Linked DNA regions of Homo sapiens: region 2 is linked to region 1. Evidence: chromatin loops called from intact Hi-C (ENCODE). Cell type or tissue: tibial artery. All regions are shown on one strand. Links, peaks and the distances in the headings refer to the core of each region. The heading gives the core; the rest is flanking DNA.

What was found. Peaks named below come from ENCODE experiments on the same cell type or tissue, not always from the same donor. Only the 100,000 strongest peaks of a DNase experiment are listed, where the experiment ranks them.
Region 2: a loop joins it to region 1, with 4 times the contacts of the local background. A loop is called at or near these places in 35 of 110 quality-filtered maps.

The regions. Positions count from the first base shown.
Region 1 is chr6:1,614,660-1,620,033 of GRCh38, reverse strand. No RefSeq gene overlaps it. Among named protein-coding and RNA genes, the nearest start is that of FOXC1, 7.4 kb to the right of the region's middle. RefSeq lists enhancers at 563-1,425, 5,173-5,374. In tibial artery, for the core only: no CTCF peak of the experiment used is centred there; no DNase peak of the experiment used is centred there; H3K4me3 peaks cover 5,000 bases; H3K27ac peaks cover 5,000 bases.
Region 2 is chr6:1,689,688-1,695,061 of GRCh38, reverse strand. All of the region lies in intron 9 of GMDS (GDP-mannose 4,6-dehydratase), which reads left to right. Among named protein-coding and RNA genes, the nearest start is that of FOXC1, 82 kb to the right of the region's middle. In tibial artery, for the core only: no CTCF peak of the experiment used is centred there; no DNase peak of the experiment used is centred there; H3K27ac peaks cover 1,316 bases.

The sequences.
Region 1 (5,374 bases), core at 116-5,115:
AGCCCTGGCCTCGCAAATGCTCCAGCGCGCTCAGGCGCACGCAGAGACTGGCGCGGCAGCCTCCGGGCCAACGGCACGCGAGCAAAGCTGGTTGGCGACCTGGGACACGCAGTAGAAGTTGAGGCTGCACCGACTCCCGCCGCTTCGGGGGAGGCATGGGCCCGGGCAGGCCTAGGAGGAAGCTGCACAGCCCGAGGCCCGGGCGGGAGTGGCGGGCCGCGGGCAAGGGAACGTATATTTGGAAGGGGTCAGGACCTCGGCTGGAGTCTGGCTTTTTATGGCGAGGAAGCCGACTGGGAAGGGCCCTCTGGCGAGGCTTTCCTGTTGTGCCACTTTTCCCCGGCAGCGCCGGGCGCGGGGAACGCGGGGCTGCACCGGGGCGGGGGAGGGGGCTTTACCCGGCGGCTCCGAGGACTCGACTCTGGGGTCGGGCCCGGCGGGTAGGCCTGCCCAGGAGCCAGCTGGCAAATGCAGCGGACTGTCACGTTATTCCACTGTCACCACTTACTGTAAATCACTGTCCTAAGCCTCCGGGAGAATCCGTCGAACCTGAGAGGGGGGAGGGGGATGGGGGTGGGCGCGCAGGAAGCCCCACAGGCACCAGGGACTGGTGACCCAGGACATCAGCCCCTCGAGTTCTCTCTGGGAATTTCTAGCACCCAGACTGTCCCTGACTGTAGGGACCACGGTGGGGCGTCTTCCTTCTAAGCTCTCCCCGGGACACCGGGCGCGCCCCCCTCGCCCCTGGGTTAGCGCACACTCCTCCACGCGATGACCAGCACAGCCACTGTGAGGCCCGGCCTTGGCCGCGTTTGTCCTTTGCGAGTGATAATAATAAAAATCATTGGAATTGCAAGGAAGCCCCTGGCCCCGGCTCCCCAGCCGCTGCTGTCCTGGGTGTCCCGGCTGCGGAAAGACCCCGCAGCCGGGCCCGACCCACGAGTGGAACACCGGGCTGCGGACCCAGCCGGGCCTACAGGACTGGCGCGGGGCTCCGGGGACAGGCCTCGCAGGGCCCTCCTGCGCACCGTCTGGGACGCCGATTTTGCCAACTTGGAGGACAATTTTTGTTTTCACTCTACCAGCAGATTTTTAAAAATCCAGTCGCCGCTGAAACGTGCTTCCCACCCGTCCGGTTTGTTTGTAGCCTTTGACGAGCCCCGGCACAGCCTCCGGGACCAATGACCTGCTTTTATACCGAAGGAAATGTGGAGGCCTTAAGAGTTAATGGCGCTAAATGTGTTGGTTTTCCTGCTTTTTCCCCGGGGTAGGTAATGGGAGGGGGGATGTCCCTCTCTCCACGTCTTCCCTCCCCCTCTCTTTCCATCTCCCTCTCCCCCATCTCGGGATCTAAGTCGTCCTCAAAGCTCTCCAAAAAACTCCTTCCTTTCCCAACCTTGAGTACAGGGAACCACATAACCACCCCGCTGGAGCCCCTCCCTGGAGCCTCCTCCGCCTCTCTAGGCCCTGCCTGGGGTCCCACCACTTGGGTCAAGCCAGAGGCCTCACTGCCTGGTCCTGGCTCCCGCTCTGATGCTCACTTGCTGGGCTCACAAATTGCTCTCCCATGCCCACCCAAGTAGCACCAAGCTGTGTTGACTTAGGGGGCCAAGGAGCAGCCCACTGAGTCCCCTCAGTAGGAGCGGCCTGCAGTGGCAGCTGCAGGAGAGGGTGGGCCCGTCAAGTCCTAATGACACCCATGGGGACCAGTGGGCTTGGAGGGGCCCACGGACACGCCAGAGAAAGAAGATGCTCTTTGGAGAAAGGGAGGCATCCTCTGGACCAGGAGGGGGCCCGGGAGAAGCCCCATTGAGGCTTGCCAGGTCACCCTCCCAACCCCAGGCAGGGAGATTCTGAGCTGGGAGCAATTCCAAGCCCTCCCCGAGGACCACACAGACCCAGCCTCTTCTCTCTGGCTGTGTCTCCCTGTGTGAGCTCCAGCCTTCTCCAAGACAGGGCCAGGTCTATGTGCAAGGAAATTCCAGATCCTACTGCATCTCCCGTAATACGCTCAATATGCTGCAAATTTGAAATCAGTGAGGGAAAAAATCAAGTAAACAACCAAAAAAGTAATATAAACCAGAGGGTCTCTTTGGGGCCAGGGTAAGATGGGAAAGGAGCACAACAAAGGTCTTAAATTGAGCCGTACGCTCCCCGCGTCGTACTTTGGTTTCCAATAAGGTAGATATGGTACATTTTGCTCAATTTTCCAGTCGTAATCACGTTGAGAAGGTTCGTGGAGAAGCTGCTTTCATTTTCCTAAATGGGTTTTGGAGCTGGAATTCATTTACTTAAGTATTGTTTCTTTCCCAGCCGACTAGGACCTGGAACCTGCCTGTCCGGCTGCAGTGTGGCCCCAAGTCTGTTGAGGCCTGGGCGCAAGCTCCGCATCAGGGCTGCATCCGGCCCATCCCCCAGATGGTGCAGTGGAGGGCAGGCATGCAGGCCCCTGAGCTGGGCTCGGAGTGGGGACATCCCAGAGAAACTTTGGGGCCCCACAGCCTTCTGTGGGGGCAGGAAGGGAAAAGGATGGGGAAAAGTGACAGAGACGAAGAGACAGACACAAAGACGCACAGAGCCTAATGGTTATGATGCATTCCCACCGAAAAGGGGGAGATGGGATAAAAGAGGGTGGGAAATCAAGGCCTCGGAAGCTTCAGACAAGAAGACAGAGCCCCAGCTGCAAAGGAAGACATTCGGTTAAGGTGGGAGGGAAAGCATCAATAATAAAAGCTCTTTGCAGGGAAACTTTTGGCTTTGTTATAAATGGAAATAGAAGATTTCAGAAAGTGGGCTTTCTGAAGCTGGCATTTAGGGCCCCATGGCAAATCTCAGTGGGTTTCTCTTCCTGCCTAAGTGGACGTTGTCAGAATAAATTAAACTTCCCTGTCGGGAGCTCTCCTGAGCTCCCCCCTCAGATGGGTGGGGGGAAGACTGACACAGTCTCTTGGTCCTACACCCCAATCTCTCTGCTTGGCTGAAGAATGGCTGCCCGCACACAATCATATTCTGTCCTGCCTGGCCAGCTTTATGACTTGGCCACCATCAATCTTGCCCCTAACACGACATTTGTTTATGACGGGTGGGAAGGGCTAATGGCTTCATGAACTGTCCATGAAATGCCTGTAGTGGAGAAGGCCCTGCAATACCAGGCAGGCCCAAGGAGCAGGGGACTCGGAGCTAAGCTCTGAAGCAAATGGCCGGGGTTGGGGGAGGGGGGGGTGGCCTCGCAAATGAGAGCCCCTCTCACAGAGCTCTCAGAGGTGGGGCAGGAGTAGAGGGAAACTGTCACTCCAACTGGCCTTGCTTTGGGTGCCACTAACAGCCTCAGAGAACACTGGTGTGGGTGCCTGAGGCCTGATCAAGTATGGATACCTCTTGTCCCTCCTGGGCAATCTGTCCAGGCAGCCTCCACCTGCAGAGGGTTCAGAGTCTCTTGGGTTTTGCACCATTAAGAACAAAACTAATGACATTCCGCCTTAGAAACGGAGACCCCTGCCCTATGTCCTTTCCTCGCCTATCAAAGTTAGGGAGAGCCCAATAGGACTATAAGGCACTCTTGTTTCCTGACCCTTGTTTCTGACCCGGCAGGAAACAGCCAGGAGCTTACAGGCCACCAGTACAATCGAGCCCTATTCCTTTGCAAGCATCGATTATTAATGACACAAATTTTGTGGAATAATAAATTGTAAAATGCATGCTTGTTTGCACTCAGTCTGGAGAAAAAGGTCTGCTAACTACACAACCCTGGAGAAGTCAGCACCGGTCCCTCCCACACGTGCAACATGCCAAATGCAAGACTGCCTATGGCATGTGGCATGCTGGCATTTGTGTAGTCGTGGCATAAATTGCTATTAAAATAAATGTGCCCATTTCTGCATAAAGGACAAAATACTTACTCTCCTAAAGCTTTTTACAGAGGCTATTTTAAAAATTAGCTGATTCCCCGCCATGGATCTGGACTGCTGTCACAGGCTAATTTCAAAATGTACTGGCTATTAGTTAAACTATCAAGGAGTTTTTCTTAGAATATTTCACAGGAAAATTATCCTTATTCCTAAAACAGTACAAACCAAACGTGCAAACCTCTAAGGAATAAGTAGTGCCACGTTAAATAAGGTTGGCAGAAGTTGGTTTTCTTAAATCGGGTGTGAGAATCGAAAAGGTAATGTACTGATAGTAGGAGACATTACCTAGATGTGGTTTTTAAAATCCGAATAATGAGCAGAACTTCTCTCCTTCCACTCAACATAGCTTCTAAACTTGCACAGGCAACGAGTGCAGAAATGACTACGTCATGTATGTTTAACACAAACACCTTCTTAGACACATGTGTGTTTCATGCCTAATTTTCAAACATTCGAATAGAAGAGGGTAAAGCAAGTTGCTAAGAAGCTTTGCTCGCGCACGCCTATAAACACTCTCGACCTGTGGGCCAGGGGCTCCTCGCTGGCCACGGAAACCGAAGCACCGCGCTTCGCCCCGTACCCGCTTCCTCTCCTGCAGCTGGGACTGGAGCCCCGCAAGGAAGGACAGGGGCTGCTCTCGGCCCACTCCTCGGCAGGCCAGACTCGGCAGGGCCCCCAGCCGGGAGCGGGTCGACTCTTTCCCAGCTCGCTCCCGCCGCTGGGAACGGTGCAGAAAAGCCCGCCGAGCTTTCCACTGCCGACCTGGGCCTAGGCCGGGGCTGACTGCGGCCGCCACCTCCTCCGGGCCGCAAAGCCGAGACCCAAGGAGAGTGGAGAGTCGCAGGCACGTGGGCTCGGAACACGCTGAGCCTGCAGCTCGCCCGAGGGCTTCTGGCATCCTTGAGGCCGAGCGACTCCCCGCACGGCCACTGCCAAGCGACTGGTGGCCTCTGCAAACCTCACACACCGCGCGAGGACGCAGCCCTGCCGGGGAGGCCGCCTGGGGCCGCAGCGCCGGCCCGGGCAGGTCTGGTGCGGCCAGGCCGAGGCGGGTGGGCCGGGGGTGGCCCTGCAAACGCGCAGCTCCGGGTCCCGCGCCTGGAGGCTGCGGGCCGGCGCGGGGCGAGCTGTCACCCGTGAGCAATGAAGTGCCTCTGACCTTTCCACCCCAGCTGCGCTCCTAAACACACGTGCGTCTTCACAACAAAGGAGGCCAGCGAGGAGGAAGTGAGAGCTCGGCGGGGCCCTGCGGCGCCAGGCGGAGACGCGGGGTGACCGGGCGAGGGAGCGGGCTCCTCCGAGCTTCTCGGCCGGAGCCCCGAGGGCGCTTCTCCCGGCTCGGCGCCCCCCGCCCCGTCCCCGTCCCCGGCACCGCGCGCCTGCCACCCTCCCTCAGCGCGCGCTTCCCGGCACCCCGACCCAGCCCGCGAGGAACCCAGCGAAACTAACAGGGGTCTCCCTTTGAC
Region 2 (5,374 bases), core at 312-5,311, 75 kb before region 1:
AGAAAGAAATATGACTCTGTTCTCTGTGTTTTACACTGAAGAGATACAGAATTAACAAGAAAACAAAGAAATTCTACTTGAAATGGCACCCTCCTCTGTGGTATTGTGAGGAAGCATTCCTTACTCAAAGAACGTTAGACAAACACCTTCCAAAGCAGGGTTGGCTCTGGGTCTTACTGCACAAAACTAGGTAGGAATCTATAAAAGTAATAGGTACTTTTCATTTGGACAGGTGTATGTCCTAGTTTAAAATTTGGTTATTGCTGCAATAAATACTATAAGCTTTTTCTAAGTTTATGTAACCTTCACGACGTAATTGTTTATTCACTAGATTGTGGGCAGATGAGAAATGTCATTCTGCCAACACACTCATTTATCCTATTTCCACCTCTTGCTATGCTACTAAAGCAAATATAACTCCTAGGGAGCACCTAGGCATATACATGTGTGCAGACGTGTGTGTATACACACATGGGCTTGACATGCCATTAAAAGCATATGTTTGATTTTAATAGGACTGATTTTTTTGACAAGCATATAAGAAGTAGCAAAAGTCTGGCACTGCCATTTACTGCAGTGTGACCTTAGACATGTCACCTACCCTTGAGCCTGAGCCTCAGTTTCTACTTCTGTAAATGCATACCACAATGACTACCTTTTAGGGTTGTTGAAAGAATCAAAAGCAACAGTAGTACCCAGTACATGATACTGTATCATTTTATTGATTTTAATATGCATATTGTTTCTTTTTTAACAATGCTAAAATTGAGATCCACCCTAAAATTAACGGCATCTAAAACACTATGCTGTGGTTTAATGGGTAGATTTTTTTCCTTCTTACGGACAGATAAAATAATAGTACCTCTTACAATCCGTAGCATAGTAGAATCAGTAAAAGAGAGTAATTGGCATCATTATGCTTTGTCAAGTCATCAGAGAATTATGTATTTTAACAATGCTACCATTGTTCAAACACACTTTGGGGGCCCAGGATCTTCTCTTTAGTGCCTTCAGAACTGCAGTGAATAAAAACAGTCTTTGGAATTGGAGAAACTTGTTTTCAACTCAGCCCTGTCACCTGCTAGTTGTATAACCTTGGGCAAGTTATTTGACTCTCTAAGTTCCAGTTTCCTCTTATATAAAATAAAACTCATAGTATTTGTTTTATAAGTTTGTTAGATTAAAATAAGAAAAATGTACATAAAGCACAGCCTACTTGGAGGGTACATAGCACGTGCTCAGTAAATGATAACAGAGAAAACAAACTAGTAACTGTGCTTGCTAGTAACAGAACTTTATCTTTGCCATTTTATTTTCCTGAAATAAGAAAAAGTAATCCAAAGTCAACCCTTGCCAAGTTGATGGCCGCATTGAGTGATACTAAACACTAGCATTAAGACAGCCACTTCCAGCCAAGATGGAGTGACAGGGACAGATTTGCCCTCCTGCCCAAAAGACAAAACAACAACAACAACAACAAAAATATATGGAAATATGTTTTTTAGTACACACTGGATGTCAGGCAACGGAGGACAGTAACCTCTGAGATACAGGAAACAAATGAGGTGAGCCCTTCGAGTACCCTAGCTCACTGCTGGGAGACTGAACAGGATGAGGCATGGGGACAGGATTCGGGCAGAGCCCAGCAAGTTCCCTAAGCTTAGAGGACAGAGTTCAGGGCAGCCGGACTGGTAAGAGAACGCAGGGCAGAGGTGAGGAGAATTGCAGTGATTGCTCCAGAGATCTGCAGAGGTGCCCCTGGAGCAGTCAGGGCAGTGCTGATCAGCACAGGAGGAAACTACCTAAGGCTGGGGAACAACCATCCAAAAGGATTAGAGGGAACAGTACTGAATGTTCACACAGGGCTGGGAAGGTGGCCTGTTTCCACCAGCCAGACTGGAAAAGATTAAAATCCACAGGGCATTGGTAGGGTGTTCGGAAGGGTCTTGCCTCTTAGAAGGGGCACTGGCTGCTCCAGACCTGCCTAACAAATCACGAAAGGAGGAGCCAAAAGTACCGCTGCTTCCAAGTAACATAACTGGGTCCCAGAAACGAAGTTCAAGAGTATGTACAGGAATACAAAAATATCTACTGCCCCAGAAGATAAATTTCACAATTAATGGCATCCAATAAAAAATTACCAAGCTTGCAAAGAAGCAGGAAAATATATCCCCTAAACAAGAGAAAAAGAACCAATCAAAATCAACCCAGAACTGATGCAGATGTTAGAATTAGCAGTAGAGATGTTAAACTAATTTTTAGAACCTTATTCTGTATGTTAAGAAAGTTAAGTAGAAGGAAGATATAAAGAAGACACTCAGATTGAACTTAAAGATGAAATCTATAATGTCTGTCATGAAAATTACATTGACATAATTAATGGCGTATTAGACATTGTAAAAGAAAAGATTAGTGAACTTGAAGACGTAGCAATAGGGACTATGTAATATGAAACAGAAAAACAGAATTTTAAAAAAATTAACAGAGAATCAGTTCTGGAGGACAACTTCCAATGCCCTAATGTATGTGTGTAATTGGAGTCCCCAAAAAGGAGGGGAGGACAGAAAAGATATTTGAAGAAATAATGCTAAACATTTTTTTCCAAATTTCATGAAAACTACGAACACAAATATCCAAGAAGCTCAACAAACCCTGTATTAGTCAGCATTCTCTAGAGGGACAGAACTAATAGGATAGATGAATATATGAAGGGTAGTTTATTAGGAGAACTGACTCACATGGTCACAGGGTGAAGTCCCACCATAGGCTGTCTGCAAGCCGAGGAACCAGGAAGCCAGTCCGAGTCCCAAAACCTTAAAAGCAGGGAAGCCTATAGTGCAGCCTTCAGTCTGTGGCCGAAGGCCCAAGAGCCCCTGGCAAATCACTAGTATAAGTCCAAGAGTTCAAAAGCTGAAGAACTTGGAGTCTGATGTTCCAGGGCAGGAAGCATCTAGCATGGGAGGAAGATGGAGGCCAGAAGGCTCAGCAAGTCTGCCCTTCCCATGTCTGCTTTTACACTGGCAGCTGATTAGATGCTGACCACCCAGACTGAGGGTGGGTCTGCTTCTCCCAGTCCACGGACTCAAATGTTGATCTCCTTTGGCAACTCCCTCACAGACACACCCAGGAACAATACTTTGCATCCTTCAATCCAGTCAAGTTGACATTCAGTATTAACCACCACAAATCCCAACAAAAGAAACATGAAAAAAACTGCACTGAGGTCCTTCATAATCATACAGCACAAAACCAGTGATAAACAAAAATGTTAAAGGTAGCCAGAGAAAAAGGACATGATATGTTTACATAGGAGCACAGATAGGATGCCATCTCTTTATTGTATGTTAATTATATACCTTAATAAAGCTGTTAGGGCAAAATAAATTTTAGAACACTGTAACTATACCATATAAAACTGCTTTTCTAATGTGCCTTGTAGACCCACTGTTAAGGCAGTTCCCAAAGGGACACTTAAGACGTATTTTGAACCAAGACTGGTATAGGTAATAGTAGACTTCTAAGATCACTTTATTTTTATTTTTATTTTATTTTAAATTCCGGGGACCATGTGCAGGATGTGCAGGTTTGTTACTTAGGTGAACGTATGCCATGGTGGTTTGCTGCACCTGTCAACCCATCACCTAAGTATTAAGGCCAGCATGCATTAGCTATTTTTCCTGATGCTCTCCCTCCCCCACACCCCCCGCAACAGGCCCCAGTGTGTGTGCCCCTCCCCGTGTCCATGTGTTCTCATTGTTCAGCTCCCACTTACGAGTGAGAACATGTGGTGTTTGGTTTTCTGTTCCTGCATTAGTTTGCTGAGGGTAATGGCTTCCAGCTTCATCGATGTCCCTGCAAAGGACATGAACTCATTCCTTTTTATGTTTTCGTAGTATTCCATGGTATATATGTACTACATTTTCTTTATCCAGTCTATCATTGATTAGCATTTGGGTTGAGTCCATGTCTTTGCTATTGTGACTAGCACTGCAATGAACATATGTGTGCATATATTTTTATAATAGAATGGTTTATGTTCCTTTGGGTATATACCCAGTAATTGGATTGCTGGGTCAAATGCTATTTCTTCCTCTAGGTCTTTGAGAAATTGCCACACTGTCATCCACAATGGTTGAACTAATTTACATTCCCACCAACAGTGTAAAAGCGTCCCTATCTCTCCACAGCCTTGCCAACATCTGTGGTTTCTTGACTTTAATAATCACCATTCTGACTGGTTTGAGATGGTATCTCACTGTGGTTTTGATTTGCATTTCACTAATGATCAGCGATGTTGAGCTTCTTTTTATATGTTTGTTGGCTGCATAAATGTCTTCTTTTGAGAAGTGTGTGTTTGTGTCCTTTGCCCACTTTTTAATGGAGTTGTTTGGTTTTTTTCTTGTAAATTTGTTTAGGTTCCGTGTAGACTCTGCATATTAGACCTTTGTCAGATGGATAGATTGCAAAACTTTTCTCCCATTCCGTAGGTTGTCTGTTCACTCTGATGGGGACTCAGGAATAAGACTGCACGTCTACAACCGTCTGATCTTCAACAGACCTGACAAAAACAAACAATGGGGGAAGGATTCCCTATTTCATAAAGTATTGGGAGAACTGGCTAGCTATATGCAAAAAATTGAAACTTGACCCCTTCCTTATACCTTACACAGAAATTAACTCAAGATGGATTAAAGACTTAAATGTAAAATCTCGAACTATAAAACCCTAGAAGAAAATCTAGGCAATACCATACATAGGCACGGGCAAAGATTTCATGACAAAAACGTCAAAAGCAGTTGCAACAAAAGCAAAAATTGACAAATGGGATCTAATTAAACTAAAGAGCTTTTGCACAGCAAAAGATGTTTTCTTTAAAACAAATGATGCTCAAATTATTTGTATATGTAAATGGGTGCCCAGTTTTTTGTGGGTTGGTTTGTTTGTTATTGTTATTCTTGAGACAAGGTCTTACTCTGTCTCCCAGGCTGGAGTGCAGTGATGCGATCTCGGTTCACTACAGCCTCTGCCTCCCGGGTTCAAGAGATTCTCCTGCCTTAGCCTCCCTAGTAGGTGGGATTACAGATGGGTACCCAGTTTTATTTTGATTAATAAAAGCAATCTTATTAATCAGTGGTCATGCTTTATGTTATCTACATATATTTCAACTTGTTTTCTATGCTGTTGTAAGCCAGTGTGAATACTCATTTATGATTAATCCAGGTATGCTCCTCTTGACCTAAGGAAATCACGCGTCTTCACTTTATTACAATTTTTCAGAAGACGTTTATGAGGTGATCATTTGCTAGACATTACAGTATATTAATCCTTTGCCAAGGTGACCGTTGAATTAGAATTGTAGACAATGTTGTTGGAC